Linked DNA regions of Mus musculus: region 1 is linked to region 2. The links are chromatin loops, found by intact Hi-C in ENCODE. Cell type or tissue: left cerebral cortex. All regions are shown on one strand. Each heading gives the region's core, and the rest is flanking DNA. Links, peaks and the distances in the headings are about the cores only.

The links. Peaks named below come from ENCODE experiments on the same cell type or tissue, not always from the same donor. Only the 100,000 strongest peaks of a DNase experiment are listed, where the experiment ranks them.
Region 1: it touches region 2 in a loop (2.2-fold over the local background); 6 of 42 quality-filtered maps call a loop at or near these places.

Annotation. Positions count from the first base shown.
Region 1 is chr5:131,957,502-131,974,001 of GRCm38, forward strand. All of the region lies in intron 4 of Auts2 (autism susceptibility candidate 2), which reads right to left. Among named protein-coding and RNA genes, the nearest start is that of 4930563F08Rik, 85 kb to the left of the region's middle. In left cerebral cortex, for the core only: a CTCF peak has its summit at 6,936 (motif pointing right); DNase peaks (open chromatin) are centred at 4,582, 8,194, 9,366, 9,611 and 1 more place.
Region 2 is chr5:131,526,838-131,543,337 of GRCm38, forward strand. Auts2 (autism susceptibility candidate 2) reads right to left here. Exons shown (of 20, transcript NM_001363480.1): 6 at 6,984-7,035. Among named protein-coding and RNA genes, the nearest start is that of Gm29681, 120 kb to the left of the region's middle. In left cerebral cortex, for the core only: CTCF peaks have their summits at 7,181 and 11,977; DNase peaks (open chromatin) are centred at 4,183, 7,170, 9,205, 9,458 and 4 more places; H3K4me3 peaks cover 4,647 bases; H3K27ac peaks cover 3,053 bases.

The sequences.
Region 1 (16,500 bases), core at 3,930-11,929, 430 kb after region 2:
AGCTACAAGTCCAACCCAGCACACACCCAGGAGCTGAACACAGTGAATTTCAATGGCATTCCTCACGCTCTGTAAACTTTAAATTTTTGTCTTTAAAATAGCTTTTTTTAAAAAAAAAATAACCTTAATATGTGTATATCTGTATGTAGGTATGTACACATATGTGCAGGTGTTAGCAAAGGGCAGACAGGACACTGGGATGCCCTGCAGCAGGAGTTATAGGCAGTTGTGAATTACTGATGTTGGAACATGGAGTTTGAGGTAATCTAAACCTGTGTTCCCAAACCATGGTAACTCATATTTGGCTCTAGAATAAAAAAAATCTTTCATCCCCATTGAGGTAAAAGTTCTGATTTTCTATCAAAGCATAACATTATAAATTTGTGAAAGACATTTAGCAACTTCTCATGTTATAGAACACATATATATTTGCTGTCACCTCTGACTATCTTTTCTCAGGTTTCAGCCATATAAAGTCATCCATAATGACTATTCACATGGAAGAGTCTAGAACTCATATTTTAAAGTGTAAACTGTGATAATATCCTGTATTTTCTGTTCTTTTCCCTGCCACCTCTGTATGAGATTCATCTATGCATTTAGCATATAATGCTCACTAGTTACTTGGTTACCAGATCTAACATCATAGTTCATAGTTATATAAACTTGAATTTAATTTTATCATGTCTCAAAACACAGCAATAGTGATATCCCCAGTCAGTGGCACTATTTGCAGAGGTTATGGAACCTCTATGCTTTCTGCTCCTACTGCTAAATCTTTCCCATCATTGAGGACCTTATCACTCTGGAACCATAAGCAAACAAAACCAAAATCAAAAACCAAACAAACAAACAAACCCAAAATAAACAAACTTGGTTTTTATCACAGTAACAAAAGAAAAACTAATATAATATGTATGGTTAGGAAGCAGCAAGGACACATAGAGTTGGGTTTTCTCTGTGGCTGGCCTACAGCATGCACTAGGGTTCACTTTGATTCTTTACAGGATAAAAACCCAGGTCCTTTGATATCCAGAAAGTAGATAGTTGAAAAACTAAAAAGCCTTTCCACTGAACAACAACTACAAAATCACAATTTGGTATGTCAGAAAAATAAATACAAACAAACAAAAGAACAAAACAGTTAATGCTGAAGATGCATGACATCTACCTCATTTTTATTATCCCAGATTCACAGCCTACCTTGGTAACAATCACCTGAAGTCCTAGCAGTTGGGAGTTTAATATAAAAGGATTCTGGGCCATAGGCTATTTCAGAACCACTTAGTGAATTACAGGATGGCCTGAACTATCTGGTAACATACTGTCTGGATCACAATGAAACAAATAACACAAAATGAGAAAACAAAATCTCTAACAAATACATTTAAATCACACACAGAATTCTAGCTGCAAGGGAGTCTAGTAAGTACACATTTCCTTCTCTGGTCCTTGTAGATAAGAAAAGTAGGCTAGGAACGAAAATTATGTTCCATTCAACCATGAGCACCAGACTGTAGCTGTCTTCCAAACTTCTCAGTTATTTTTTTTTCACCATTTTGCCTAGATCATCATTAATTTCCAGGTCAGTGCACTGAGAGAGAATGCAGATAGCAGAAAATCCTGAGTTACTTGAGCCCTTGGCTAATATAAACATACATCTAGGAATGCTGAAGAGACAAACAATACAAAACTATCTTCCATCTACTTGTTTTTCTCCCTTTGTCTTATTTTAAGTGCCAAGGCAGTATTTTTCCTTATTAATAAAAGCTACCATGGCAAATAAAACTCCAGATTAATATGTCCAAACAGTGTTGGAAACAATAAAAAGAAATATAAGCAAATTTAAAAGAAAGAAAATAAAAAGAAAACTAGCCATGAAAGGTAATTTACAGAAAAAAATGAAATCTCATAACTTGGTACCTGTGACTCTTACGTAACTAATGGTTTCAGATACACAGCCGAGTGTGGACTCTACCAAGGCTTTTTGCTAAAGGACAGATGCTTGCTGGGAGTCATACATGATTAGGGGTCATCGCAGACCTGTGCAGTAGAGAAGTGACCATCTAGCCAAACACAGTCTTACCAAAGATAAAGAAAAAGTAGTGTAGGCTATCCCCAAAGCTGGCTTTTGAGAAGTTTATACATAAAGTAAGAAAAGTATGAGAATAGAATGAGGGTCAAGTTAGCACCACAGGCAAATAGAATTTAAAAGCCAGTTTAAATGCACACTCCAGAATACAATTACCCAACGTGTGAAGAAGTAACTCATAATATTCACTGTCTAAGGAATATCCAAATAACAGTCAATTCCCTCTTATTGCTACTACTCCTAGGGAAAAACAGAACTCAATGACAAGAGAAACCATGTAGATAAATGAATATGGGGACAGTCAGGTGGAGAAAGGGCCACTGTTAACTGAAATGGAAAGGCAGGGAATGAGAGTGGGTATCAAAAATGTCTGCTACAGCTCATTTGCTTAAAAAGAAACACATCCATCACTCATCAAGTGACAAGGTTGTGACTTCCATCCAGTCTTACAGCACTAAGGACTCATAGATTTTTCCCAGTGCTGACCAGATTAAACATAAAGAGTTACAACATGCTAATATAGAAAACTCCACAACACTCTTTTAACCATAGAATACAACACTAGCACTAGCACAACACTAGAGGAGTGAGCTGTAAAGATGCCTTGGAGTGTAAAGGAATTTGCTGCCACACCCAGTGACTCCAATCTCTGGTGCCCACTTGTTAGAAAAAGAGAACTGACTTCTGTAAGTAGTCCTCTGACCTTCATGCATACAAATTTCCATCACACACACACACACACACACACACACACACGCACACACACACACACACACAAATTATATGCAAAAGTGGGAGGTGTTAAAAAATATACAAATTCTGAAATTATTTTGCAATTTGTCAAATTTTCAATGAACAATCCTGCCAGTTATTACTAAGAGTGTGGGGCAGGTGGCTATCAAAAGTGATTAAAGAGTCTAAAACAAAATCACAATTTCATTTTTTCCACCTGAAACAGAAGACCTTTCATACTGAAGACTCTCAATGCTATGTGTTTTATGAGTGATGACCTTTGCCCTTGACTCTGAGATCACAATCACAAGGTAGGTATAACAAGTATTTTATCACCTTCAAACTGAAAAATTACTAACATTTACACAACTGCTCAAGCCAGAAAACCACATGACCCATTACACCTGAATTTTCCCTTTTACCTAGGTTCAACTGATCAAAAGTCCTGTCCATTTACCTACAAAAGGCTGTCAAATTAGTCCACCCTTGACTATCTCCACAACTGTCACCTGCTTTGGTTAACTAGGTTGTCACCATTTACCTTGTATAATGTATATATCTCACCATCATTTCAACATGATGTTTTTCAAGTATATTAACTCCACTGAGTCAGTCATTACCTAAAATCTTACATTCACTGCCTGAAGAATAAAAAATCTAACATTCGAGTATCCTGCTAGCTTCATGAAACCCACCCTTTACCTACTTGAGATATCCTAACAAGTGTTTGCATTATGGACACAGGACTCTGTACGCAACGTACACCACAGCCTCATATTTATTAAGGTACTAGCTATCCCTTGAATCTTGGTGTGCTGTATAGTTTAATGTCAAGTTGAAACAACCTCAAGTTATCTGTGACGAGGGAGCCTCAATTAGGAAAATGTCTCCATATGATTGGTTTGTAGACAGATCTGTAGGATATTTTCTTAATTAGTGATTAATGGGGGGTAAGCCCAGCCCACTGTGGGTGGTGCTATCCCCCTAGGTTGTCCTCAGTGCTATATGAAAATAGGCTGAGCAAGCCATGATAAGCAAGCCAGTAGATAGCATTCCTCTATGGGCTGTACATCAGCTTCTGCCTCCATGTTCCTGCCCTTGTTTAAGCTCCTATCCTGACCTCCTTTGATAATGAACGGAGATGTGGATGTGTAAGCTGAATACACCCTTCCCTCCATAGCTTGCTTTTTGATCGTGCTGTTTCATCACAGCAATAGAAACCCTAACTAAGACATTTGATGTAAATAATATTGCTGGTCTAAGCATGGGTTCCCACATGCTCAGCCATGGTGGACATAACTCTGTTCTTGTGTAGTGAGTATCTGTAAAATGCATGTCGTCCTATTCTAGAATATCACCTCCACAAGGGTTCTAGTCTCATATGCTACGGTGAGAAAATGCTCAAACAAAACAACTATACTTCCTAGTCACAGCATATCACCAAGGAGATTCAGGGCAGGAACTCAACAAGGTTGAAAAGGAAGCCTGCCTGCTCCCTTGCTCACACACTCATGCTCACTTAGCTTTCTAAGTAGCTTTCTGGGTAGATCACCTACCCAGGGAATGTGGATGTCCACAATAGATTAGGCCTCCCTATAGCAATCAAGACAATCCTCTCCAAACATGGCCACAGGCTGAATCTGATGCCTACAGGCCCTCAATTGAAACGTCATCAGATGATTCTAGGCCAGTTCACATGGACAGCTGCAGCTAACTAGGATAAGGGATGAGACCACATTTTTGAGTCACAATCATCATTCACACACTGCCTAACAAAAAAAGCACAAACCACATGACTTGCTGATTCACTGGCAGGAAGTCAGAGGATATGGTCAAATGTAGACAAGTGTTAAGAAAAGTTACAAAAGATTGATGTTCATGGAAATGTCGCAGCAGCAACTTTTCTAACTTAGGTCAAGAGAGACATGGAAACAAACCAAAGAAACTAGTTCAGAGGACTTTAGCAACTGCACCCACATCCCAGTTATGCTGTTCAGAAGACAGCAGCTGCATGGCTCATACAGTCAAAGTCTTGAAAACTCTCTGGTCTCACTGTAAGTCAGGGAATTTATATATTTGAAATTCAGGCTACTGTAAAAAAAATAAGCTCGAAAGAATTTACTTTAAGTTATCATAGCAGAGTTTACACATGTTTAAAAAGTTACAGAGGAGGAATTCTAGAAAGCCTTCACTGCTTGTACCAATGAGTCAAAGAGCTTCAGTAAGCATGAAGATTGATAGAAGTTTGAGGACACCCTGGTTGCAGGGTGAAATTCAGGCTACCCTGAGCTACAAAGAGACCATGTCTTTAAAAAAGTATATGGGTGGGAAAAGGGACTGGGGACACAGCTCAGCTGTTAGAGCACTTACCCATCATGAAACTTAGCACTGAATGAACAGTTAGTGGGGGGTGTGCCTGCAAATCAAGGCACTATGGTGGTGGAAGTAGGAGCATTATAAGTTTGAGGATATCCTTGTCTACATGAGGATTTGGAGGATAGCCTGGGCTACATGACACCTTATCTGAAAAAAAATATTCTTTTGAATTCTAGAAAAAAATCATACTACACACACACACATACACACACACACACACACACACACACACACACACACACACACACACTCAACAGTACAGAACCAAGATACCAGATTGACCATTCTTACTGGGGCATGGAGGCTTAAATCTATAATCCTAGCACTGTGGAGACTGACGAAAGCTGGGTTAGAGCTCAGCTATTAAAGTGCTTGATACTCCACCTGAAACCCTGGGTTCCATCCCTAGGAATGCATAAAGCAGACACAGCAGTACACACCTGTGATCCTAGAGAGGGAGAAGTTAGAGGATCAAGAGTACAAGGTCACCACCCTCAGCGAGGCCAAGACAGGGTGGGTACACAGGGCACATGAGGCCATACCTCAAAAACAAAAAGAATAAAGAAAGAAGTGAGTGGCCATCCTAAAAGTTTCCTATAGACTTGTGTCTGGGAAAAAACCATGAATTTTCAAACAGGTATGAGTGACATGCTGCTCATAATTTTTACGCATTAGCCAAATGCAGACGGTCGGGGAGAATGTATTATTCAAACAGGGTGCACGTTTGGTAATGGAAAGGGTGAGGGGAGATGCTGCCTTTAATTTTAATGTGCCTGGCATGCTGGAAAAAAATTATTGGCATCTGTATGTGTATGTCTGGGTGTTTTGCTGGGACATGTGTTGTATGCAACTCTGTTTATTATCAGTAAATGAAGCCAAAAGCTAAGTTGAAAATGAATGCTAAATTAAAAATTATATAAAGCAGAGTGAAGTGATTTAATTAACAGATTATAAGTGAGATGTTGCAGAGCAAGAATGAGTTTGGGAGGAGAAGTGGGGGATGAGCTGGGTGGGAAACCCGCCGCTTCCGTTGATTTGCTTAGAAACACTAATACAGGCGCAACATGTTTGCCAGTCTTTAACCAGAGCCTCAGAGACAGTCAATAAACTTGCTTAATTAAGCCACCAGTTTGGAGCACAGGGTTCAAAACAAATTGCCTTCTGTTTCACAGCAAATAGGAGGAAACATAAGATACAGTATACTGTCTGCAAAAAAAAAAAAAAAAAACAGAACTGCCTGAGTATTTCAAAGACTTTTAAATACGAATTAGGTGCATTGCTTCCATGTGGATATGCCATAAGCTGTCCTGTAGATTCAGCAGCAAACTTCTGAAATAAATTAGTATAAGTATGGGCCAGCAAGTGCTGAACGGTGAGCTGGGTGCCCTTACGTGGGCCACCTGGATTTCTCTTCTGTGTCACCTGTATAATAATTCTGTAAAATGTAAGTTTTATACATGGACTCATGGCTATGTCGGTTCTTGGGTATGTGGAGGTCAGAGGATAACTTAAGGGTGTTTCTTGGTGCTCTGGTACCATCTATCTTATCTTTTTGAGACAAGGACTCTCCCTATCCTGGGCCTTCAGATAGGCTGAGCTGACTATTGGCCAGTGAGCCCCAGGAATCTGACTGCCTCCACACCTCCTCAGGGTTGGGATTTAAAGCAAGCCCGAGACTACTCATTACTTATTACCTGTGTGCATGCTTGTCTATGTATGGGTATGTGTACCTGAGTGCAATACCTCTGGAGGCCAGAAGAGGGTACTGGATTCTCAAGACCTGATGGCACAGGCAGTTGTGAGCCACCCAGTTTGGGTGCTCGGAACTGAACTCTGGTCTTCTGAAAGAGCAGCCAGCATCTTAACTGCTGGCACATTTCTCCAACTCGATATTTTGTTGTTGTTGTTGTGGTGGTGGTTATTGTTTGGTTTTCATCTTGTTTTTGTTTGTTTCTTTGTTTGTTTGTAATAACCTGGGTCCTAAGGAATGAATGTGGTTTCTCAGATATACTTTACCTACTGAGCTACTCCCTGCTGTGGAAGTTAGGGTAGTTTCTAAGGCCACTCTAGAAGGGAAAACAGAATTCATGCCTCGACGTTTTAATGCAATGCCTGTGGTATTTCCTTCTGACTATCTGTCTTCTTCCCAGGGTCTACCAGAAAAGAAGCTGTGATTACCTGAAAGAAAACAGCTGTCCATCAACTGAGCCACCTCCTGGAAGCTTCCCAGACTCACATCCATGATAATATCCTAAGGAACATGACATGTGTTTTCATAAAGGAAACAGGAGGATTCCAATGGTAGGGGTTTTCAAAATGGAGACATATTTAAAGTTGTCGACTTGGGACAGTGGTCTGGCTCTTCGGGTAAAAGCACTTGCTACCAGACCGGATGGTCTGAATTTGATCCCTCTGATACCGACATGGTGAAAGAAAAAGTCAACTCTTCCTGCAAGCTGCTCTCTGACCTTTCATCTCTGGGCTACAGCACAAGTTTCCCCAATACAAACAGCTACAATAATAAATAGATAGATAGATAGATAGATAGATAGATAGATAGATAGATAGATAGATAGATAGATAATCAAAAATACATAGTCAACATCCACTATCACTTCACATGAATCCAATCTATCCCTATCCCTATTCCTATATATGAAATACACTTCCAACTGAGTGTGCTACATGGGCATTTTTTTTTTTTTTTACATAAAACGTCACAGGATCCCAAACACAATATTCCCCTTAAAAGAAGATAACAACAAACAGGGAATCAGATCCATATTCTTTTTAGAAATTCAGAGATTCTTTCTAGCACTATTACTGCTGTCTACCCAAAAAAAAAAAAAAAAATGGATCTAAGAACTTTTGTCACACAAAACAAACATCGGAATATTCCAAGTTTTTCTGAAATTGAATTTGGCAGAATGGAAATAGATCCAAGTGTTCTGTGTCGCCATATGTCATCCGAGCTAGGTAACATGGAAATATGTAAATTGGCCCAGGAGCTCATCCCAGGCTCCCTACCCACACCCTATAATAGCAGAAATGAATCAGTCTCATGAACGGTGGAGACGATAAGTAGATGGTATGGCTCCAGCAGCCAACTGGTCTTCCCAAACTTCCAGAAAAGCACAAAACAGTAACTGGGGAAACAACAGCAGAGTTCAGAATGGTTAGCGAGGGTGGTATTTTTGGTCTCGAAATTAAGCATTGTTTTCTTCCCCTGGTGAACACTTGACACAGCACACATCCTGGTCCTGCAGAATCAGCCTACAGCAAGGCCTTTCCACCTGTATGTCAGAAGCCTCCCTCACAAGTCTGAGTTGTTACCCCACTCTGTTTCTATCAGAAAAACTCTGCTGGATTTAATTTTAGTGATTTCTTAGTAAAAAAAAAAAAAAAAAAAAAAACACTTCATCTTTCTTTAAAATGAAAAGGGAAAGAAAAGTCAGCCTAGATAGTACATACGTGAAGGTGGGTAATAGAAAAAAGACAAAAGTTCCAGGCCAGCCTGGGCTACAAGATACCCTGTCTCCAAAGAGCAAAGGTTAATTAATTAAAAATTAAATGTGTGTGTGTGTGTGTGTGTGTGTGTGTGTGTAGATGTATACGGTGTACATATAAGTGTGCTAGCACACGCATATCACATTAATTACTTTTCTATTGTTGTGCTAAAACATCATGACCAGGGCAATTTATAAAGAAAATTTTAACTGGGCTTATGGTTAACAGAGGGTTAGAGTCTGGAATGAAGCACAGCAGCAGGAACAGTTGAGAACTCGAATCTTAAAATCCTAAGGAGGAGGCTGAGTGCAGGGGGTCCAATGTCTGGCCCCATGACACAATTTCATGAACAATGCCACACCTCCTAATCCTCCCAACAACTGAGGACCAAGTATTCAAACATATGAGCCTCCGGGGGCCGTTGTCACTCAAGCCACCATACGAATGCAGAGGACAAAGTAGGGTGCTGTGTGCCCTGCTCTATCACTACCAGCCTTATTCCCTGGAGACAGGATCTGGAATGAGCATGAGGATCACTAAGCCCCAGGGATGCTCCTATAGTCAACCCCTACAATGCTGAGGTTATATGCACATACAAACCATGTGCGTACATTTTACACTGCTGCTACACATTCAAATGCAGATCCACAGGCATGAATAGCAAGTGTTACTACCCACAGGGCCATCTTCCTCACTCCAACATAACAGTCTGGAGAACAATTTGAAACTATCACGATTTGAAAAAACAACTCTGACTTAAAAAAAAAAAAAAAAAAGAGGGAGGTGTGACTGGGAGAGCCGTGCAAGGGAAAAAAAAATGACAAGAGGCAAGGAAAAGAGAACAGAAGAGCTAAAAGGATACATTCTTCATGTCTGGGGTGAGAGAAATACTTGCAGCCTCTCCTTTAGTAATGCTAACATGGTCTGGCATGCCTGGGAGTAAATCGATACTAAGTACAGTCCAGGAGAGACTGCCATCTTACATAAAGCTCTGACTGCAAAATAGACACAAAAGACACACGATACTCTCCAAGGTCCTCAACAGCTATAATCTCCATGCCTGGCAGCTCATCTGACATTGACTTTTGCTGCCTCCTGGTCCCTTCTTCACTGATTCCAGCCTCTTTCCCTTCCTCCTCTAGCTAATCCTCTTTGTCCTCATCTTCCCTATCCTCCTCTCCTTTGTGGTTTTTCTCTTCATGTTCTTACTGCCACTCCTCTTCTCTCTCTTGCTCCCCTCCTCCTCCTCTTCTTCCTCCTCCTCCTCCTCTTGTTTTCAGAGGCACATCAAGGTGTCAAAGCTAAACCTCCCCTCCAAGAACTTAGCATAGGGATGAATCCCAGGCTGGCCACAGGACAATGCATACCATGAGAATGTGTCAGGTAGAGTTTATAAGGAAGGACCTGAGCTTGGATCTCAAGGGGCCAAGGCAGAAGACTTCAAATGTTGCTGCCCGTGGGAGGTGGACACTGGTTTCCTGATTAGATCCTATCAGAGCTGATTCACAAGCTTCCTTTCCTCTCCCACTTGCCACCTCTGCCTTTGGCAGCGTGCACACATAAAGGAAACGACAAGAGACTCTCTCCACCCAGCCTTGGTCCCTTCCAGAAGTGTCCTTTAGAGCCACGAAACCACAAAGGCTTTTGAATTTAGATAACTTTTATGGTCAAGACTAAAAATCCTTTGCTGGTAATAGGAAATGTCATCTGGAACCCACTGGGCAGTCATAATTTCCATTTATAAATAGAAAATATAAAGAGGACGTCTTATCTGGGTGATTTAATACATGTCTCTGCTTATTACTGTCTTCAAAGTGCCTTTTGCACAAATCTGATTTCGACTGTGCAATAAAGATTCATTATCCTTTTACATAGCAGCCTTTCTATTTCTGTGCAGGATCTAATTAGGAGAATACCAACTATTCTATAAACAGATGCTAATCGTGGAGTGGAAACACTTTCATTTTAGAGAGAAGACAGTGCTGAAATTTTACTAAAAAAAAAATGCCACATCTGCATACAGAATACAGAGTGGGAAGAGAACGGGGTGAGAGGGTAGCTGGCTGTTCTTTCATCTTGACAATAAGCTAGTCTTGCTGCAAACAGCCAGAAAATTACTGTAAGGTTGGAATGAGAGAGACGGTACATAATTCAATCTCTACACCTTAATAGAGTGTTATATTCCTATGAGTTATGTCTTTACTTTTAAAAATCATACCCTCTATTTTCTTTCGGCTGACCTAATGTGTCATTACTGCTATAACATGGAAGAGGTGTTCCACTGAACAGTGGCAGCATTAAGAGGAAACCCCTTTACTTTTTAGAAAAGCAGAGCTACATACACAGTTGTGAGAAATTATGAACACATGATACTAAAATGACCGCAAAGAGCAGCTGTAAGGAGTACAGGTGTGTGAGAGGGTCATACTGGATGGGCACATCTGAGAAGCAATTTACAGATGTGCATATATTCAGTGGGCCAGAACAGGCGTACTCACTTATGACCTGCATCAACTTATGCCATTTGCTTCCGCTTTTCCACCTGGTTTCCCCAGGACCGAGGAGGGATGGCTACCTCGGTGATACCCCATGCGCAGCCTTTGTTCCACTGTTGTCTTCTGCAACCTACAACATCCGACAGCTTGACCTTCCCAAGAACGACACCTCATCTGGATATCTAAAGGCACAGCGATGTCTTTTCTTTGTTAGCAGTTGAGATTTCTTTCATGAATATATCAAAATAAAACAAATGACTCCCTACTTTCCACCATACAAATTCAGCTTCATGCTCATGATATGACTGAATTTCCAAACAGGCCCCACAGACCCCTAACGTACATCCTTCAACTGTTGGGGGCATGGCTTTGTGCATGGTGTGTCCAGATGCTGATTGCCGAGTCCAGACATCTCCTTTCAGGTGGGACTTTGGCATTGCTATGGTATTTGGAGCATCTCCTGTTTCAGTGATGTATAAAGATCGTTTTATATCACCTCTGATTAGTTAGTAAAAGAGCTGGTCAGCCAGTGAGCTGGGCAGAAGAGAATAAAGCAGGACTTCCAGTCCCAGTCAAGGGGTCCCAAGGAAAAAAGAGAGACAAAAAACAGAAGAAGAAGAAGAAGAAGAAGAAGAAGAAGAAGGAGGAGGAGGAGGAGGAGGAGGAGGAGGAGGAGGAGGAGGAGGAGGAGGAGGAGGAGGAGGAGGAGGAGGAGGAGAGCAAGGAAGATTTGCCATGAGGTCACAATAAGAGAGCAGCCATGAGGACACATACAGGCCAGAATGAGCCAAGGCAAGGTTCAGATGCAGGTAAAAGACCGCATGTCTAGGAAGTAAGTAGCCATAGAGGGTTAGAATAGCTTAGAACCCACTCAGCATAGTGCCTGCCACTCATTAATAAAAATACCAGGCCTCTCTGTCATTTATTTGTAAACTAAATGTCTAGGAAGTAAGTAGCCATAGAGGGTTAGAATAGCTCAGAACCCACTCAGCATAGTGCCTGCCACTCATTAATAAAAATACCAGGCCTCTCTGTCATTTATTTGTAAACTAAAATGAGCTAGACTGGGCACAGAGATCTCCTGTCACTAGTAAGTAGTACAAGATGTGAAGAAAAGCTCCAGGAATATATGTTTATGCACAATCCCATAGAGAGAACTAAGAATGTTAAACCTTAAGCCTCAGCATAGTCAGTTAACATGTAGTGATGCTACAACTCACAGTGGTCTGGCTCTATACCTATATTCTATTTTTTTAAAGATTTTTTTTATTTTTAGTATGTATATGGGTGTTTTGCCTACACGTTTGTGTGTGTGTATGTGTGTATATATATGTATATATATATACATGTATATATATATACATATATACATACATACTCATATATATTTATATGTGTATATATATGCATGTATGTGTGTGTGTGTGTATACACACACACACACATATATATTACTATAAGGGTCAGAAGGAGGTGTTGGATCTTGTGCAATCAGAGTTATAGAACGTTCTGAGCCACCATGAGATGCAGGAAATCAAACTTGGATCCTTTATAAGAGGATCCAGTGGTCTTAATGATTAAACAATTTCTCCAGCTTTATCTAACACAAATATTTTCATTCTTGTGATGAGAGTGGGAAATAAGCTCATTATTATAGAATTGTTTATTATTACTGTTGGGTTTTTTTTCAGCTTTTCACAGTCCTACCAAGAAAAGCAAGGGGGAGCTGTTTATTGTTTATCCTCACAGATCCAGGTTTGGTAGGTTCCCATAAACTCTAGGAACCAGATGTAGATACTAAGAGAAAGGACAATCTGTCCTGACTCACAGAATAGAAGAAAGACATCATCAAGACACAGCATATTGATATCTTCTCTGTGGTCACCTGTGCTGGTCTGAATAGGTATAGTACCCATAAACTCCTGTGTTTGAATGCTTGTCCTAGAGAGAGTGTCAGTATTAGGGGAGGTATGGCCTTGTTGGAGGAAGTGTCACTATAGGGGCAGGCTTTAAGGTCTCCTATGCTCAAGCAACACCCAGTGTGACACACAGTACCTTCTGCTGCCTGAAGATCAAGATGTAGAGCTCTCAGCTCCTTCTCTAGCACCATGTCAGCCAACATGGTAGTCATGTTTCTCATCATGATGATAAAATAAACCTCTGACACTGTAAACCAGCCCCAATGAAATGTTTTCCTTTATAAGACTGGTCATTGTCTAAGTGTCTCTTCATAGCAACTAACTAAATTAAGCAACTAAGACACCACCTCTTCTAAGTAGGACAATTCAAAATAACCCTTGCTCCTAGGCACCTAAGATGAACACCTGGCTCCGGCAAACAGTTGATGATACAACACGAAGAAATCAACCGGATTTTGAAGATCTCGAAAGAACAAAGCCTTCACTAATGACATTTTAATGAGGAAATACATAGGCTAATTACTGTAATCTGGCTGGTCTATTAAAAGCCTACACCAAAGAGAGGAGTATATCTGCTGACTCAGGACTTATTGAAAGGTTTGCTTTTTAGTTTTAATCACTAGAGGGAAGGAAAAAAAATAAGGAAGTCACACTTCAAGGTCCAGATCTATATTGAGATCTGAGAGGGAGAAGAGGACTCAAAGACAGCAATCAGGGTAAGATAACTGCATTTCCAGAGAGTGTTTACCCAAATCCCAGACTGACTACGTAGTAGTTCGGGAGCCTGAGCAAACTACTTGATTAGGAAAGCAAAAGTTGCCTGGTTGGCTTTAAAGAAAGGGACAGCTTAGAACTCGGAAGATGCCACCCAAACAACAACCTTCATTTGTAGCTGCCATAGAATTTGTATTACACTAGAATCCTGCTGCCTTAATGTACCTTCTTGAAGCCCCCATAGTGGGCAGGAAAAGCACTACATATCTGCCATTAATCTAAGAACCAACTAGGGCATTTTCTTTTGTTAATGTTTTCTACATATTCTATATTACATTCTACTTCTCTGTGTGTGGCTGTGCCACCACATATATGTAGAGGCCTGAGGACAACTTTCAGGAATCAATTCTTTCTCTCCACTATATAGGTCCCATAGATTGGACTCAGGTCATTAGGTTGGCAACAAGTACTTTGCCCTTTGAGTCATCTTTCTGGTCTCCTATTTATTTAACAATGCTCCTCATCTCAGCCAAAGAACAACCTTAGCTGGTATTTCTTAAAAGCTAAGCGCCTCATTTAAACAAGCTTTGTCACTAGCCTGGCACTTGTCACTTAGGCTAGGCTGGCTGGCCAGCAAGGACCAAAGATGCACCTGTCTTCTCTTCACTATTGATGAGATTATGGGCGAGCTTAGATTTTTTTTTTTTTTATGTAGATTCTAGGAATTGAGAGGAAGTCTTTGTCCTTGCCTAGCAAGCACTTTCCCAACTGAGCCACTGGCTCAGGCCCAAGGTCACTTTCTTAGGAGGTTGATAAATCTAATATGTGGTGGTAGAGTGTTATATCATTTTTCCCACAGTATTTTTGTTTCTATGCTTGTATTTATAAAAGGAAACAGAACAAGCAATAACAAAATTATAGAAAAAGATAGGAAGCTAACATTCTACATGTCCTAATGTAGACATCCTAATGTCTCCTGTCCATGTCTGCCCCAAGTCTGTCCTAGCTAATATCTTCCCACACAGATACACGAGGAAGTTTCCATTTCTGACTGAAACCCGTTCGGAAACGCCATTATGCACCAGTCGTGAAAAGCCTGCTGAATGAAAGCTGGTGTGCATAAACGGTGGAGAAATAGCACTGGTCAAAGGACCCAGGAGAACAGATCGAAAGCCAATTAATTAGCCATATGTCCTACAGCAAGTCGCCTAACCTCCCAGATCCCAGTTTCGTCCTTTGCAAATTAGAGGTCCAGAACAGATGGCCTTTAAGGTTCATTATGCTGAACTGAACCCTCCAGTTCTTGCTCTAGCAGATATCCAGTTCAACTTTATCGTGTTTAAAGCCCAGTGTAGAAGCCACCTCCCCCAAGAAGTCATCCCTGATACAGCTAGCCAGGACTGAGTTTTTCCCTCTCAGAAGTTACACAGTTGCCTGTGCCTCCCCTGCATGATCAAGGAAAAGGTGTGGATTTAAATCCTTAGGGTTTGTCTAAATAGCCCTGGGGACAGTACGTAAGACATCTGGTCGTCAGTTTCCTAAGGATTCGAGGGAAAGTTGGCACAATTAGCAGCTCATTCCCATTACTGAGAAGGCAATGAAGACCTTTATCCTTAGGCTGGAGAGATAGCTCACTGGGTAGCAGCACTCGCTGCTCTTCAGGAAGTTCTGAATGGACTTCCAGCACCCAACTGGTGTGGTTTGCACCATGAGTAACCCCAGCTTCAGGGGATCCAACTCCTTTGTCTTCTGAGGGCATTTACACACAAATGCACATACCCACACACCAGCACACACATGTACCTGTAACTTAAAAACAAATCTTTACGTCTTTTACGCTTAAGCTATCCTTGGGTATTTACAAAGCCATCCTGCTTTGTTACCCCATTGTACTGAGCTACAGACCAACCCCTCTCTTCTTCTTTTGCACCCCTCTCTCATATCTTCTTGCATCCCCACCCCAGACAAAGCAAAGATAATGCAAAGTGGATTAGTATGTAACAGGCAGGCTGTGTTCCTCAATTCACGTGTTGTACACTGCTGCTGAGAGAATACACTAGGTCTCTCCATCCCGCAGTTCTCCAAACATCCAGGCAAGCCATCTGGTATTAGCTGAGCACGAGTTTCCCCTAAAGAGTTAACTAAGAAAGTCCTTTTATAATTCAGACAACGTAATGAGCAAAGCTTAGGTTTGTTCAAAGAGCAATATGATTCTCTTAAAGGAGAACAGGGTGGGGGTGAGCATGGGGGATCACCATTTTCTATCAATTAGCAGAAAGTGTTTAGAAAATGAGTGAAAACTATTGTATTTTAGCATGAATATACATATGATGCATGTGTGTACATACATATATATACACATACGTTTGTGCAGACACAAAAATGAAAAAAAACCTAAGATTAGCACAGTGTCTTTACAAGTAGGAATAATAAGTGTGTATATGTGTGTTGAGTAGAAAATTTTGTCAATTATATATTCTCTAATTTTTATGAGAAAACTGATAGTCAAAGAAAAGGTAATAGCTAGTTTATAGCAAACTAAATACTTCTTGATCACCGTGTAACGAATGTATATGAGTGTGTCTGTCTAGGAACAAAAATAGTTAGCTAAAAAGTAATGTCACATAGGAAGAAATTTCAAATTTGGTATTCTTTTTTCCCCTCA
Region 2 (16,500 bases), core at 4,140-12,139:
CACAGGACAAGGCATCTGTTTCCCAGAATTCTCCAGGAATAATTCTATACAACAGCTTCTGTGTGTGAGAGTCAGATTTCCATAGGAAGGCCAATTTCCATGACAAAGGGGGCCTGATTGCGTGCTATTTGTGGTATGGGTTGGGAGAAGAAGGAACTACTTCTAACTCCTTTGTCTCACATCAAGCACCAATTACCCTTCAACACTATTTAATTCTCCACATGTAAGACATTTCTATCTCTCAAAGCCCCAAGAAAGCCAGCTCTGAAGCAGCACACACACACATACACACCCACACACACACACACACACAATCCCAGAGGGAGAAAAATAAAAAATGAACAATATTCTACCTTTTCCTTATCTGGGATTTAAGAGTCGATAAAAAATAGAACTAATCTGCAGAGGCTAAAACTGGCTCAGTTTCCTGTGACAAGAATCAGGTCTGGGCTTGACACAACAATCTACCTTACACAAAATGCAAGACACCACAAGAGGCTGTAAAATGGGCTCCTTGTGTTCATATAAAGGGATATTAAATCTAAACCACACTTCCCTCCTTAAGCTATACCACAGTCAACTGCATTAGTTTTAGGTGTAGAAATGCTTTAGGAGAGCGACTTTTCTCAAGAGACAATATTGCCTTTTTTGTATTCAATGTTACCTTCTTTGTATTCAAACCAAGAAATCCTTTCCCTTCAAAGCTAGCAAAAACAGTTGACATTGTTGCTATTAAACAAGTTACTAGACCTGACGTTGCTTGCAATACCTTTGTTTTTCGGTTTTTTGAGACAGGCCCTCTGGCTGGCTTTGATCTCACTATGTAACTCATATTGCAGAAGGTGACCTTGGACTTCTGATCCTCCTGCCTCTACCACCTCTAGAGCCCTGGGATTACAGGTGTGCACCACCACGTCTGGTTTATGCAGCGCCATGAAGAGAAACCAGGGCTACCAGTAAGCACTGCTCTACTCCCATTAAGCCACACCCCCCACACCCCAGCAACATGTTTGGGTAATCAGTTTCTCCTCTCATCAACTCCTCAGATCTCAGGCAGTGATGTTGATAAAAAACATATTGCCCAAACACTCAACAAACCTGTATTAGTTACTTTTCTGTTGCTTTGAATTAACACCATGACCAAGGCCATGTAGAAGAGTTTATTTGGGTTCCAGGTTCTAGAAAAATGAGAGTCATCCTGTGTGAAGAGGCATGGCTGTAAGCAGCTGGCTCGGTGACCAAAGCAGGAGGCTAAGAGATCACATCCTTTGCCATAAGCTTCAGACAAGACAGCCCTAACCAGAAGTGGCACTAGGTTTTTAATCTGAGAGGCCCCTAGTGATGTATTTCCTGTAACAAGGCCACACCCCTTATGCTTCCCTAAAGAGTGCGACCAACTGGTGACCAAGTACTAAAAATGGGTGTACTTCTCATTTAAACCACTACAGTACTCAATCCTGTGTCCATCTGTTTATGCTCCCACTCCTCCCCAAGCCCAAGTATGTCCCTATAAACTGTAGGGGAAAGCTTGATGAGGTCCACCCAGAGCTCAGGGTGGGCATGCATTTTACTTGATAAACAACGTCCATGAGAACTCTCCATGCTCGGTCTTGGAGACGAAGTGGGAGTCTGTCTCAATAATAGATGATGGTCCTTGTTCCTTCACTTCCCTGAAGACAAGCTGTGTTCACCACAGGATTTGAAGACTTCTATCCTCTCTAGATTATTCCCCATCACCACCCTCGCAGATACCCTTAGAGACCCTCTGCTTCTCTTTAAACTAGCTCAGGGGATATTCCCTAGCAGGATATAAGTCTACGTTGTGGGACTGTTGTATTATGGCAAACCCAAATGGAAAACAACAAAACAAAACAATCCTCCAGGTATAACAGGATCATCCCACATCCAGTTTAGAGTAGAGATTACCTTTGGCCTGGTAGTCATGGCAACTTACTGAGCTGAACAAGATACAGTGGTCGCTAAGCCTTATGGTAATTGTAAAAGAGCTGTTAATCCCCTTAACAGAAGGAGGAGAGGAGGGTCAAAGGACCTCATCCAGGAGTTTAGCCATTACTCCTTCATTCCCTCCCCTCAGCTGCAAGGCATCATGGAAGATTCTAGAGTATATAGTAGACTCCACAATGCAGCTTCCACAAAGTCATCATCCATGATGGGGTGGGACTTTGTGGGGATGTAGCTGCTTTGGGGGTCACATACACTTCTGTAAATAACCCCTCATCTGGGCTTTGTAAGTAAGGCCAGTAAACTAATTCCCCAAGTGGGACTTTGGTGAAATCATCCATTACTCTGGTCAGTGGTTGGTGCCCTATCTAGTGTAGATGGACCTTTAGTCACGTCACCCCAGGAGAAGTTAATGAAGCAGGGACAAAGGTGGAAAGGAGGGTGAGGAAGTCACCAGGTCAAACACACTTCTGGCATCTTTTCCCTACAGCCTGCCTTGGCTGTAGAGGAATCCTGGGAAGGGGACTCTGAGGCTAAAAGGCAGCTGTTGTCTCCTGGCTGAGCCAGGACCAGGCTGGTAGGGAGCAGGCTGGAATGGTTAGTTCTCTTCCCTTGCCTTTATGGTTTCCTTCCCTCCCCTGGTAGCTCTGCTCTATAGCAACATAAGGGCTTTAAGGAGATTAGCTGTCTTGACAGAATGCATGTGTGTGTGTGCATGCCTACACATCTGAGCGGCCAAACTGCCAAAGAAGATCTATGGGAAGTGAGAAAGGATCATAGGGAATGGAGAGTTGGCTCAATGGTACATACAGCTCTTTAGAGGGCCTGAGTTTGAGTCCCAGAACCCACCTGAGGCAGGTCAAACTCCCCTGGAACTAACTCTACCTTCAGGTGATCTGATGCCCTCTTATGGCCTCTTTGGACACTGCACCCATGTGCATAACCCATACACAGAAAATTAAAAAGTAAATCCCTTAAAAAAACAGTAATAATATTGGCCAGACTGAATCAACTACAAAATTCCCGAGTGTGTGTGCGTCTGGTGTGTGTGTACATATTTGCATGTGTGTGGAAGTTGCTATCAGGGGTCTTCCTCACTGTCTATCCACTTTATTGCTGTTACTGTGTGGATGTTGTGTGTGCTTCTGAGTGTGTGTGAGTGTGCCATTTCATGGAACTGGTTCTCTACCACAACCTTTATAGGGGATTGAGGCATTGAATTCAGGTAGCTAAACCTGAATGGAAAGTGCTTTCACCCATCTCACAGGCCTTTTACTTTGGTTTCTGAGATAGGGTCTCTCACTTGCCAGAAGCTTGTCAAGTAGGCTAGGCTGGGGCCCCCAAGTATCTCCCTGTCTCTGCCTCCCCATTACTGGGATTTCAGGAGTTGGTCACCCTATCTGGCTTTTAACAAAGATTTTAGGGCTCCAACTTCAGGCTCCTCACACTTGCAAGGCAAGAACTTTACCTCCTGAGCCACCTCCCCAGCTCTTAGAAGCTCCCTTTTAAGCATAATGGGCTCTAGAAACCGGGGAATTACAGACCCTATTGTTCCCATAGCTGTTCAGCTCACAACACAGGGGCAATAAGTCAGGCAGTCTCTCTGCTTCTGTCTCAGTGGGAAAACTAATTTTTCCTTTGGCAGATGGTTGAATCACAAAGACAGAAGGATTCATAAAATTCACATGAACATCCTGTAAACATTTAAACACATCGAGATTAGATAAGGCAACCATGACCTTGATTAAAGTTGAGCTTTTTTTTTTTTTTTTAAAGTCTACAGCGATAATCCCTCCAATTTGCAGGCTCAAACTCCACGCTTCTCTTGAAATGCTCCCCTCTCATTGGGTATGCTGTGCATATAAGCAAGCACACGCCACCTGATTAACTTGTAAAACTCGAAATAAAAGGCATCAAAAGAAGCAACATTTTGGAACACCTATTCGGGTCTTACTCCACTCAATTGGATTGAGTCTACAACACAGGAACATTTAAATAAAAATCAATTGGAAAGTTCAGAAAACATATTCATCATACCCCTGTCTGTTCCAACCCATGCCTCTTGCCAATTAACTGTTTTATCCCAACTGGAGATGCTGGCCCAGAATGAGCTTTGCTTAGGATTGAAAATTCTGACCTGCAGAGGCTAAATGGCTTGTTCAAGCTCACAAGCAGAGTGATGGACTTGAGCCATGGCCCCTTGCTGTTACAGCCTGGGGCTCTGTCTCCAAGCTGAGCAGGCCAGCATCAAAGCTGCCAAGTCCTGAGCCCATGCCCCAATCAACTTGTGAGTTTAGCACTGCCGTCCAACAGTGAAATTTTATGGACCAAATCTGCACACCCACCAGACCACCAGGCTTGGAGGCATAACCTTCCCGGCTAAGCCTGCTACTCTTGAGACCAGAAAGATTGCCAGGCTCCTGCAAAGGAGAGGGGATGATATGTGGTCTCGAACATCTGGCTCTGAATTGGGCCAAGGTGGGACTACCTAACAGTCTTGTTAAAACTGTTCAGTAAGAGATAGCCTTGAAGAATCTCCCAGCTGTGTCTTAAACCTGTCCTTTCTTGAAAAGCTTTAAACATACATATGCATACATACATGTATGCACAGACATGCATGTATGCATGTTACATATAATAAGCATATTATATATTATAGCTATACACACACATTCTCGCAGAGAATCGACTGACTTTTAGACAAGCAAGCGGACTTTTCAGAGTAACTTGAACCTGATGTAAGAAGAGATGATGACAGCCGAAGGACCTGTCAACCATATATCCAAAAAGCACTGCAGCTCCTATCAGGAGTAAAGAGACCGAAGCACAGTGAGGCTCACTGCACCTGCCTCTCAGGAGTAACTGACAACAATGTTATCCAATCACCTTCCCCCCTTTTTTTGGTAGTTGTTTTTCTGATATTTAGCAGTTTGAATACTAATGACCCTTAACAAAACTATCCCGATGCTGTCGGAGCTCCCCGGCGCCCCTCATTCTCTTTCTCCTGGGAGGAGGGGCTGTGCGTACCAGGCAGTCTACTTGAGCAACACCTGTACTTGCACACTAATTCAGGCGCTTGTCATTCATGTTACCAACAGGAATTAGCATAAGGCATTAAGGGGAAACTCCAGGGGAGGAAAGAAAGGCCATTCTGATGGAAATAAGGGGAGAAGGAATAATCCCGCCATCAACTAAAATGCTTATCTGTGTACGTTTCCCAAGCAAAGCTTAAGAGAAAAGCCTGTGTTGATTTTTAGTATACACAAAGAAACCTTAATCCTTTCAAGGCAACTGAAATCACCCCTCACTACTCTCAGAAAAGCAGCGAAGAAGAAAGGCACCCGGTCAGGGGCATGGCTGTTCACAGCCAAATAGATGCCACACATCACTCAGTGTAAGTAAACAAAAACAAGAATGTGGGAAGTGTTGGACTGGAGACTGGAAGGGTGGGGGGGTGGGATGGGGGGGGGGGGGGAGGAGGCAGGAAGGAGAGAGAGAAGAAGGTCTTCAGCTGTTCTGTTCTGCTCCTCAGTCGCAATTAATGCCAACCTAGAGCCAGCTTAGACAGGGCCATAGCAACTTAACACAAGAAAGATGCAATACCAGGCAGTGGGCGAGCGATGTGTGTGTCGGGTTGAGGGGGTCAGAGAGTCATGGAAACTGCTTTGGGTAGGGACCTGCCATGACTCAGTTTCCTCTCCTGTTACCTTTCTTTTTTTTAATCAAGGACACCTCCAAGGCCCACCGAATTCTCTCCTCTCAATAAGAGGAGCAGAAAACATGCATACATATCTACCCCTGAGGGAGATGTGTGCCAAGCACTCACATTGGCTTTTATTGTTTTGTTTTTTAGCATTATGGATTACAAATTTATACAAACTTCTCAGGCCACTAAGAACTATGATGAAATATAAAGCTGTAATCCTATCATGCAATTAAAATACAAGATCATATTCAATATGACATTAATTCTGGGAGTCCTAGCAAACTTACAAGCATACAGACCTTGGGGATATCTTTAAATATAAGGTACTATTTAAAATCAAGGTAGGTTCAAGTTCAAAATAATTGGAAGGTACAAAATAACTGCGCATGGAAATGTTTCATTAACTAGAAAGCAAAAAGGAAACTGACAGAAAATGTTAACAATGAAATAAACTGCTGCACTATTCTCCCATTTCACGCCGTGGGGACCTAACTCTGGGTCCAATGCTGGCCCAGTGCTCCTGCACATCCTTCAAGGGGCAGAGGTTACCACAGGCTAGCACATCTTTATTTAGCAATCATCCTGCAAACCCCTAAGTGGGGTTCTATAGGGGGAAGGGAGTGGTGGGTTGGTATTATCTGTACCTTCCAGATGACACACCTTTTGAACTCAGTGCACAGAAACTCCTCTAAATTTCATTAGGTCCAAGGACACTTCTGCGAATGAAGACTCCTGAGGATCCTACCGACAGGGATTCAGGGTGAGCCTTCCCTGTGTGTACCTCGGCACCATTAGCCTCTCTTAATCTATGGACTGAGGTTTGGAAGGAATCAATGGAGAAGTGGGTACTTAAATTCTGCCCTCTTGCTCATTTATTAACTTTACAGAGAGCCCAGAGCAGAAGAAGGCTTGGTTTATGGCTCTAACGCCGTGAATATTAAATACCCCATTGGTTATTACCATCCGAGGCGCGCACACACACACTATTTATAGTGCTCTGACTGCCGGGAAGTTGATAACTAACAATCAAGACATTGTAAAACCATTCTTCTCTGTTGCAGCATCCCACACAAAATTAACACCACCGGTCAATTCAAACGAGGAATCGGGAAATTCTTTCAAAAATGAACATTTTCCTCCTGCACCTCAAAAAACCACCAGACCCCACAGTGGAGCAAAAACACAAAAATGCTAAGACAAAAAGAGCACATGGATTTTTTTTTTCCTCTCCTCTTTCTTCTTGGACAATGACAACGAGATGCATTTACTTATTCATTTTTAAAAGCCATCCTTTAGTGTAATAAATGGGTCTTACCTTTGTTTACAAGAACAGTGTTGAAGAGTTTTTCAGAGCTAGCATCTGAAGCCTGCAAAACAAAAAGGGGAGGGTAAGCGTTAGGACTGTCAGTGAAGACTATCAACCACAGCCTTGTCGGCTGCTATCATTTTAAATCAATTGACTATATTTTTAGGAAGAATGTAAGAGTCAGTGATTTCCCCAAATCCTCCATCAGGTGGTGCTGGTTGACTGTTGCAGAAAGGCCTGCACTGCAGCTATTTGCTGGGGGAAGGAAGAAAAAAAAAATCTGATTTTCAAAATGTGTCCTTATTATTATCTGTGCAAAACATATTTCTACAAAATGGTTCACAAGGCAATTTAGTTCATTCACAAAACGATTTTCTAATTCAGTTGACAGATCATTATTTTTAATTTTTAATTTATTTATTTTTAAATTTTTGACACCGGATTTTGTTTTTCAATTTTCTTCTACAAATCAGAAATGTGGTTTTTTTTTTTTGTTTGTTTGTTTTTGTTTTGTTTTTTGGTTATTTTTGACATTAAGCTTTTCCTCACCAAAGTGTCAGCCAGGATATCCAGAAACGAATTTGATTTTAAAGATGTATTTGATGATCCCGAGGTTCAGTGTTTGTCACGGTCACCAGGGCCAAACTCAGTGTTTTGGATGAGAGCTGACCCTATTTAAAACCTGGTCACTTTGCCATCTCTCATGCTTTTCAGGGATCATGTCAGCTAGTTATTATACTGGTGTGAGGGAAGGCAATGCGCCTCTTTAAACAGAAAGACTATAAAGTCAGCTTAAATTATATACTAATGTTCTAGGGAGGAAATGGTGAGCCAGTTTGATGAAAGAGACGGTAATATTGCAGGATTTACTGCTTCTTTCTAGGACGCGGAAAACAGGTAAAAATTAAGAAAGCTCACTCTTCTTATTTGAAGATACCACTTCGACCTGTCAATCAATGGTCAAGCCACACTCATGCTATGTTTGACCTGTGACCCCTCTGAGAAAACTCTGATCTTTCATGTTTTATACCAAGATGCATACATTTGACAAAGCAAGGCACAGAATGTTCACTCTATATGGGATAAAGAAATGTGGGGGGTAGGGGTAAGGGAAGTTGGGCTGGCTTTGGGGGACAAAGAAGATATTCTATGTAGTTTTCCAAGGCCACATTGATGGAGATGAAACATTTCTGCGTATAACTGAGGGAAATGTTCCAGTTCACAAGGCCAGGGATATAAAAAGACCTAGCCTATTTTTATTATGGCTGGCTCTCATTTATTTTATTCTAATCTTCCTTCTATACGGTGGTTCAGAGGATTAATAGGCTCAAGGGCAAAAAATATACAAAATAAGTATTCAATTGCATTCACTCGTGAAAAATCCTACAGAGATAACCCCTCTGCTTTTGCAGTTAGAATAAAATATACACAGAGCTTTTCCTGACATCATAAGTAACACTAAACAAAATTATATTATTAGAGTAGCATTTCATAAAAATGAGCCACAAAGAAGGTCCCGTGGAGGGTGTTCAGCATTAAACAGTTCAAGAATATTAAGTTACAAAGCCTCACTGATCTGCACTGCACACAGAGACTCGTGAATCTGAAAAAGCACACAGTGGCACCAAAGGTGTTACTATTCCCAAATCATAATGAGATTTCTATGTCTTTCTAAGTCTTGCAGTCTAAAACTTGGCAACTCAAAGAGTTTTCATCGTCCTTAAAATGATGTGAAATACTCTTAGAATGGTCACTAGCAAGCCTCGGCTTCAAAACCAAAATGGAGTTAATATTTTTTGAAAGAAAGGGGGAAAAAAAAAAAAAAACCTACACACATGCACACGAGAGCAATATTCTGTCTCTTCTGTTATGTTACAGAACTAAAATAACTGTTAAAAATGTTGGGGTTTTTCTATTACAGTGAGTCTAATGGGCCTAAAGAAATCGGTTTAAAAGAAAAAAAAAAAAATTAGCTGCTCTTCCAAAACTGCAAGAAGAGAGAGGGAGAAGCAACTTGTTAAGGCTGCATTTGCGTGGCTCTAGGTATGGGAGCCAGAGCTGGATTAGGCGGTAGGCGGCAGCCCCTGTGATTCTGTCACCTTTGTGAGCACCACTAGGCTCTGAGTATGCTCTCAAGTAGATAATGAAGTGACCCTGAGGACCTGATGATTCTGTGACCAATGGTTGTCAAGGAAATATGTCTGACGGAGATTCAAGATGCTTGGAGCGATGCCTTCTAATGGAAGCTTTTTGAGCCCTTCAATTTACTGGCATCAGTCACAAAGTGTTGAATTGTCTCCTGTGCCTTGCTTACAGTCAGGGGGTGTCTCAAAAAGGCCTCCTTTGGAAAGGCAAAAAAACACCAAAGGTACATGTGTCTCGGTGCCTTGGTTTAAAAAATAAAAATAAAAATAAAAAAGGTCCCTTGTTCTTCCATCTGGCCTCCTGGACCATCTTCGTCCAAATTCTTCAAGTAAGTCTCCCAGGCAAAGCCTTGATAGGTGCAGATTCCATGTAGCTGCTTCAACGGTCCTCAAGTAATTTTCCTTCACTCAACAAGACTGAAAAATCATCCATACAGGGTGGGCGTGATGGCTCAGCAGGTAAATAGGTTTGTTGCCAAATGCAACAACCTCAGTTGGATCCTCCATACTCACTTAAAGGTGGAGGGGATCACTGATTCCTGCAAGTTTTCCCTTCATCTCTTCATATACCCTCCACATACACACGTATTTTTAAAAAATCGTTTGTACATATCGCTGGGCGCCTTAATCGTGGGGACATTTTCATTTCGTTGCTTTTAGAAGAAAAAAGTGCATTTCTTTCTATAACTTGGTTCATTTCCCTAATTTTTTTTCTTTTTAAATTAGCAATGAGGACTGCAGGTGCGGTGGATCTAGTGGCAGACGCATGGATGCCTTCCCGCTTCTCTCCAGCAACCATTACCTTTAGCCGCACAGAATTTAATATCAGTTGCTATTTCATTTCCTCACCTCGATTGGCTTTGATGAGTTTTATATACACTTAGAAGCACAACCTAAAATTCCCAGACAAACATGCTCTTTGGGGCATTTTACGGCAGGGTGGGTACTATTTGCCTTTTATGTCAATACTTTTTATGGTCTAGAAGCTGTAGCTGGCGTAGAAGGAAAAGTTGGGTAAAGCAGTTTGGTTAAAACAAATAAAAATAAAGAAATAAAAAATTCCCGTGCGCACGGGTGGGTCCCAGATGTTTGAAGCTGTACCCGGAACCCCTTAAAACTCAATTCGCTAAGGTAGCTCTCCAAAACGGCACCCGCAGGAAGAAGGTGCAAAGACAATTCTCTTAGAAACTTAGGCGCGGGTGAGTTCCTGCACCAGCTAGCTCTCCTTTGCTTCCCCGGGCTCCGCGTGCGCACAAGCGGGAGGGCGGGGACCCGGAGCTCAGCCCAAGGACAGTGACCCGTCAGCAGGCAGCGCCGCTCCAAGGAGCCCTTCCTAGCCCGAGCCGGTGCGGGCATTCCCAGCCTAGGAGTCCAGCGGATCTCCCTTGGGAGCTATGGGTTCACTCCCGGAGGTGGGATCGCCTCTGTTGGCTAGGGCCTCCCCCGGCAGGCACTCACGGCTCACCGGCCGAGCCCAGCCAGCTCAGGGAGCTAGGAAAGTACAAAGGGGAGCGGGGGAGGGGTGGGGGAGGAAGGCCAGGCCCGCCAGACGCCAGCAGCCCGCCTCCGTTACCACCCTGGCCCGGCTGCGGCCGCAACAAAAGACCCCTCGACCCCTGCCTCCTCCCCCGAAACCGCGGACCGCAGGCGAGCCAGCCACCCCACCCCATCCCCCCAACGGTGGTGGTGGTGGGGCAACATTACCTGGTCGCCAGGGGTTCGGCGGTCTTGTCAACCCCAAGTTCATGGTTTGAGTCCTCCGTCAGGTTCTCTCCGGGTGGATCACCACACACCACCGGGAGAGAGCAACCAAAACCCAAGGCAGAGAAAACGCCCAACTCCAGCCGGCCCGGCTAGGTCCACAAGTCTGTGTGTTTTGCTAATTCCTCTCCAAAGTCTCAAAGCTGAGGCACGCGAACCAAATCCGAACCGGATCCTAAACGGCAGCAGAGCCAGCAGCAGCAGCACCCGGCTCCTCCACGGCAGCCAGGAGTCAACGCCGCGCGCGCACATCCAACGCAGCCAAGTCCCGGGCGGGTGGCGGGGAGATGGGGAGGGGGCCCGGCCCGCGCGCTCTCCTGGTTGCTCCTGCGGGGCGCGCGGGGAACCGGCTGGCTTAAACCAGAGGCTCAACTTGGTGCGCCCTGGGGACCTGGCAGGGCTGAAGAGCAGCGGCCCGGGAGCCGCTGCCGCGGCGCGCGGAGCTAAGAACGAGGCGGCTGCGGCGGCGACAGGACAAAGGAGACCATGTGCGGAGGGAGGGAGGAGGGAGAGGGAGGAGGAGGAGGAGGAGGAGGGCGTACGGCGGCAGAGGCGAAAGCAGCTCCCCGGCGGCCGCCTCGGGCTCCCCAACAGCGGGTGCCGCCGGTACGGCACCGCCGCGGGCTGATCTGATGGGTCCTGGGCCCGCTGCGGCGTGGCACCGACACGCTCCGGGAGTCGCAATCTGCCGCGGGTGTTGCCCGCCTGCGGTGTGGAAAGCTGTGGTTGAAGCTGCTACGGGGCGCGCAGGACTAGCTCCGCTCCGGCCTGCCTCTCCCGCCTGTTCCTGGCTCAAGTGAACTCCATCAGGCGGCCCGCCGCCAGCGCCACCGGCTACCCGGGGCTGGATTGAGGGAGAGAAGGGGGGTCCCTGGTAGTGACGCGAGGACACCCCTTTCTCCCACCCTTGCTCTCGCGCTCTGGACTTCGCTGCCCGGATTGTACCGAGCGCGCCTTACTCCTGGCGCTCGCGGCTCTCGGAGCGGGACTTCTCGGCGCGCCCAGCCGGAGCCGCCAGCCGGTGCCACCGCCCCTCCTCCGTCCCGCCCCACGTGCCCCGCCCCTCGCCGCCCCTCCTCTCCACCCTGGCGCCCGGTTGGCCCCGCGGGGGCGCAGTCCCTGGGTGCGACACTGACAGCTGTGGCTCCCACTACATCCCGCCTCCGGTTGCGGACCGGCCCCTGGTCCCCATGGCGCCTTTCCCTCTACGGGCAAGAACCGCGACGCTCCGGTCCTTTTTGCAGTTACAGCTTCCGAGATTTGCTCTAAACCAAGGAGAGGCTACTAGGCCCGTAGCCCGGGGTTGAATTGCCTCTAGGCCAATCTCATATGCAAAGAGTTGGTTCTGAGATGGGGGTGGAGGTCCAGATTCTGGGCACACAGTAGGTGCACAATATAACATAATCTTTGTACTGTCTGACATGGATGGGAGGTTGGGTTCCTAGTCTAGAAGAAAAAGATCTTGATCTAACCCTCATCCCACGAATCACGGTAGGTTTCATGAACTGCCTTCCCTCTGCACAGTTCCTCAAACTATCCGACTTGTGTATACATTCACACCAGCCAAGTGGTGACTGAGGCTTCCCCTTCTATGCAGCAAACATAAAGACAGGGAAAGCAAAGTCAAAGCTTCGCTCCATGGATGGTAACTTATCATCTATCACCAGGATGTCCCCTGGAGCCAGCTCAGCTAAGCTAAGCGCGTTGGGGCAGAGATGGATGGATGGATGGATGGATGGATGGATGGATGAAATCATTAATTCGGCCCTCAGTCATTTAAGTGACTGACCTTCTACCAGAACACACAGCCGCTCTTTCCTTTTTAATCAAGTGTAAGATTCTCTCTCCCTCCCTCCCCACCCCTCTGAGTGTGCTACTTGTGTTCCAGTGCTCCATAGGACAGATGCCCTGGAGCTGTGAGTGGCCTGATTTGGGTGCTAGGAACTTGACAAGAACAAGCACTCTTAACTACTGAGCCATCTCTCCACCGTCAACACTGAAATTCTATAATCCCAGTACTTGGACAAAAGATATTAAATTTCAGAATGGTCTAGGGCACATGGTAAAAACCTTAGTGAAATGAATCAATAAATGACCAATAGTAAATACATGTTTCACCTCTGTGAAGGTACTTCACCACCACTGATGTCATTGAACTCTTAATATAAATTAAAAAAACAATTTTTACCCCAAGGTGCCAGAAAGAAGGCTCAGCATTGTAAAGATTGTAAAGGCATTTGCCACCAAGCGTGACAACTAGAATTTCATACCTGGGACCCACACAGTGTATAAAGAGAACTGTCCTCTGACCTCCATAAGTATACATACAATAAATAAATAATAAATAAATAACTGCAATAAAAAAATTTTAATTTTTCAAAAAAGAAATGGGGGTGGGTACTTGGTGTATAGCAACTTTTTCTTTCTTTCTTTCTTTCTTTCTTTCTTTCTTTCTTTCTTTCTTTCTTTTTTTTTTTTTTTTTTTTTTGAGACAGGGTTTCTCTGTGTAGCCCTGGCTGTCCTGGAACTCACTTTGTAGACCAGGCTGGCCTCGAACTCAGAAATCCACCTGCCTCTGCCTCCTGAGCGCTGGGATTAAAGGTGTGCGCCACCATGCCTGGCACATAGCAACATATTATAATCCCTCTAATAAAACTAATTTTGGAAATCAAAGGTCTCTTTCAAGCGTTAGCCTTCTGGAAAATACAGCAAAATGACGTTTGGGGGAAATGGACTGGTTTAACTATCCACTTAGAGGAAAGGTAGTCTGTAGCCCCAGCAGGCCTGGAGTCTCTATGTAGCCAGGGTGACCTTGACCTCCAGATCTTGAACAGCTTTGAAATTCAGCAAAGCCCCAGTCTTCCTAATTGGACACTTCATTTTGTTTAGTTTTACTGCAACGGTATCTTACTACATAGCCCAGGCAGGTCTCTACTCCTCCTTTCTTCCCAGTGATGGGATTACGGACACGTACCACTACATCAGGCCCAATTCTGGAAGATTTCCAGTCCAAGGCTGGAAGACATCATGTCTTTTGTATTCCAGTAGCTTAATACACAAAATATTTCTGATTTCTTAACATCACTTTCAGACTCTGAGCTGGTTCTAAAGACGGCAAATCTTAGAGAGAGGCAATCCTACTAACTGTCAATGAGGAAGCCCTGGACTCGAGCTGAGACAGGAGTTATGGGCCAGCCTGGACTATGCAAGATCTAATCAACTAAACAAACATGATCAGGCATGGACTCCAATGTCTTTCTACTGTTACATTAATTATTTCAGGAGAGTTTATGGACTCTAACCACTGGGGGGGGGGAGGAGCATTCATTTCAGTGGGGTGGTCTTTGGTTAGTTATCAATGTTCCAGTAAATAACTGCATCTATGATCTTGCCATATTTAAACTCAGAGGGACACACACATACATTTTATTTTTTAGAGTGTAAAGTAGCACAGGCTAGCTACTTGGCATTAAAAGCAGGAGGGGGACTCGCTGTGAAGAAGAGGTTCAGTAGGATTGGGAGGAAGATCAGAGAGGGTAATAGAGATTAACATGACAAAATATATTATATATATATGTGTGTGTGTGTATACATACATATGTGTGTATATGTACATATATGTATATATATATATATATATGAAACTGTCAAAACATTTTTTAAAAAAATCAAAGATTTCAGTCAAGTATTTTAGTCAAAATTTCTAAGCAAAAGGAAAAGCCATCTTCCTCACTATATGACTAAAGTCAAATAATTTGTTTTAACCCAGAAAGCTGAGGCAGAAGGATTATAATTTTGAGGCCAGCCTGGACTATACAATGAGACCCTTTGTCAAAACAACAAAAGCAAACCAAAACAAACAGTAATTCTGAATGCATTTAGAGCAGTCATTCTCAACCTGTGGGTTGCTGACACCCTTGTAGGTGGAAGGACCCTTTCACAGGGCTTGCCAAAGACCATGGGAAAACACAGATATTTACATTATGATTCTTAACAGTAGCAAAATTATAGTTATGAAGTAGCAATGAAAGTAATGTTATGGCTAGGGTTTAATACAACATGTGGAACTGTATCAAAGGGTCGCAGCATGTGGAAGGTTGAGAACTACCACTCTGAAGACTTAAGTGGCTGACAATTTGAAATTTGAGATGGTATTCAGTGGGTATCACAAGTTATGAGCCACACATATAGAAAATATTTCTTTACCATTCCTGCCTTGGGGTGAATGTTTTGCATTGAGAAGGTTCCACTCATCTATTTGTATTTAGCCTTGGAAACATAACGAGCTTGAAGCATGGCCCCAAAGGAGGAAAGCTGGGAGGTTCCTGACACAGTTAAAGGAAGAGGAAACCTTTACAAAAATCCATTCGAGCCTTTAATTTTAAGTCACATAAGCAGTTTGTAAAGAGCACTGAAGGGCACTAATAACATATTAATAAATATATAAATTAAGTTAAAAAATTAATATAATAATAAATTCTCCAGCTAGCCTTGGGTAGATGCCACTTTGGCTTTTCTTAATCTTTTTTATTTATTTTTATTATGAGGCAGAGGTTGGTCTTGAACTTGCAACGTAGCTGAAGATAACCTTAAACTGAGCGGATCAATCTCCCACTACCTCTCACGGGCTGGGATTACAGGCTTGCTCCTAGACCTGGTTTATAGCTACCTGGTGGCAGCACCAGTGAGCCACGCATGGTGGTAAGCAATTGAGGCAAATCCCCAGCCCAAGACCTGTTTTTGGTTTTTTTTTATTACTATTTATCTATTTATTTATTTCTTTTTAAGACAGGGTTTCTCTGTGTAGCTCTTATTGTCCTGAAACTCACTCAGTAGACCAGGCTGGCCTCAAACTCAGAAATCTACCTGCCTCTGCCTCCCCAGTGCTGGGATTAAAGGCGTGCGCCACCACTGCTCAGCTACAACCTGCTTTTTACAGTGGTCAAACAAGAGCCCCAGTGTGTGGAACCCCTCTTGCCACAGTCTACCCTTTGCCCCTGCCAGTTTCTTCCTTTCTCGCTTTCTTCAGCCCAGGAGACAGCCACTCTTCCTGGGTCCAGGGAACTTTGTTGTGTAGGCCAGTATCTTTAAAACCCCAGACCAGGAGGCCTTCCTTTTGTCAGCTTCAGCTGGCCCCCCAAGTCCTTCTGCCTGCACAGCCTCCATCCCTTCTGAAGGGGTGGATTTTGAAATGGGAGCATCATTACTTGTCAGGCAGAAAGGAGGCTGCCTGGCTCATATTCCTGTTGCTGTAAAGCAAAACCCCTCCACCTCTGTACGCCTCTGTCCCTACCATCGATCACGGCTGTAACAAGAGGGAAGTAAATAAACGGAACGGTGTTAGTTTATGGTGCATACTATTGAGATGCAGGGGGGGAATAAATATTTTCCAAGTGTGGAAGTCAAGGAAAAGAATTTTACTTTCAAACTTCGGAGTTGACTATAAACTACTAAGGGGGGAAAGGTATAAGAAAGGACGTAAAATATATCTTACTTAACCACCAAATCTACATTAAAATATTAACATTCAGAGACTGACACCACAGAAGAAAGGCAGTGAAACTGGAAATAAATTCCATCGATACTCATGTCACCCGGCTGTCGACAGGTACCTCATCTGC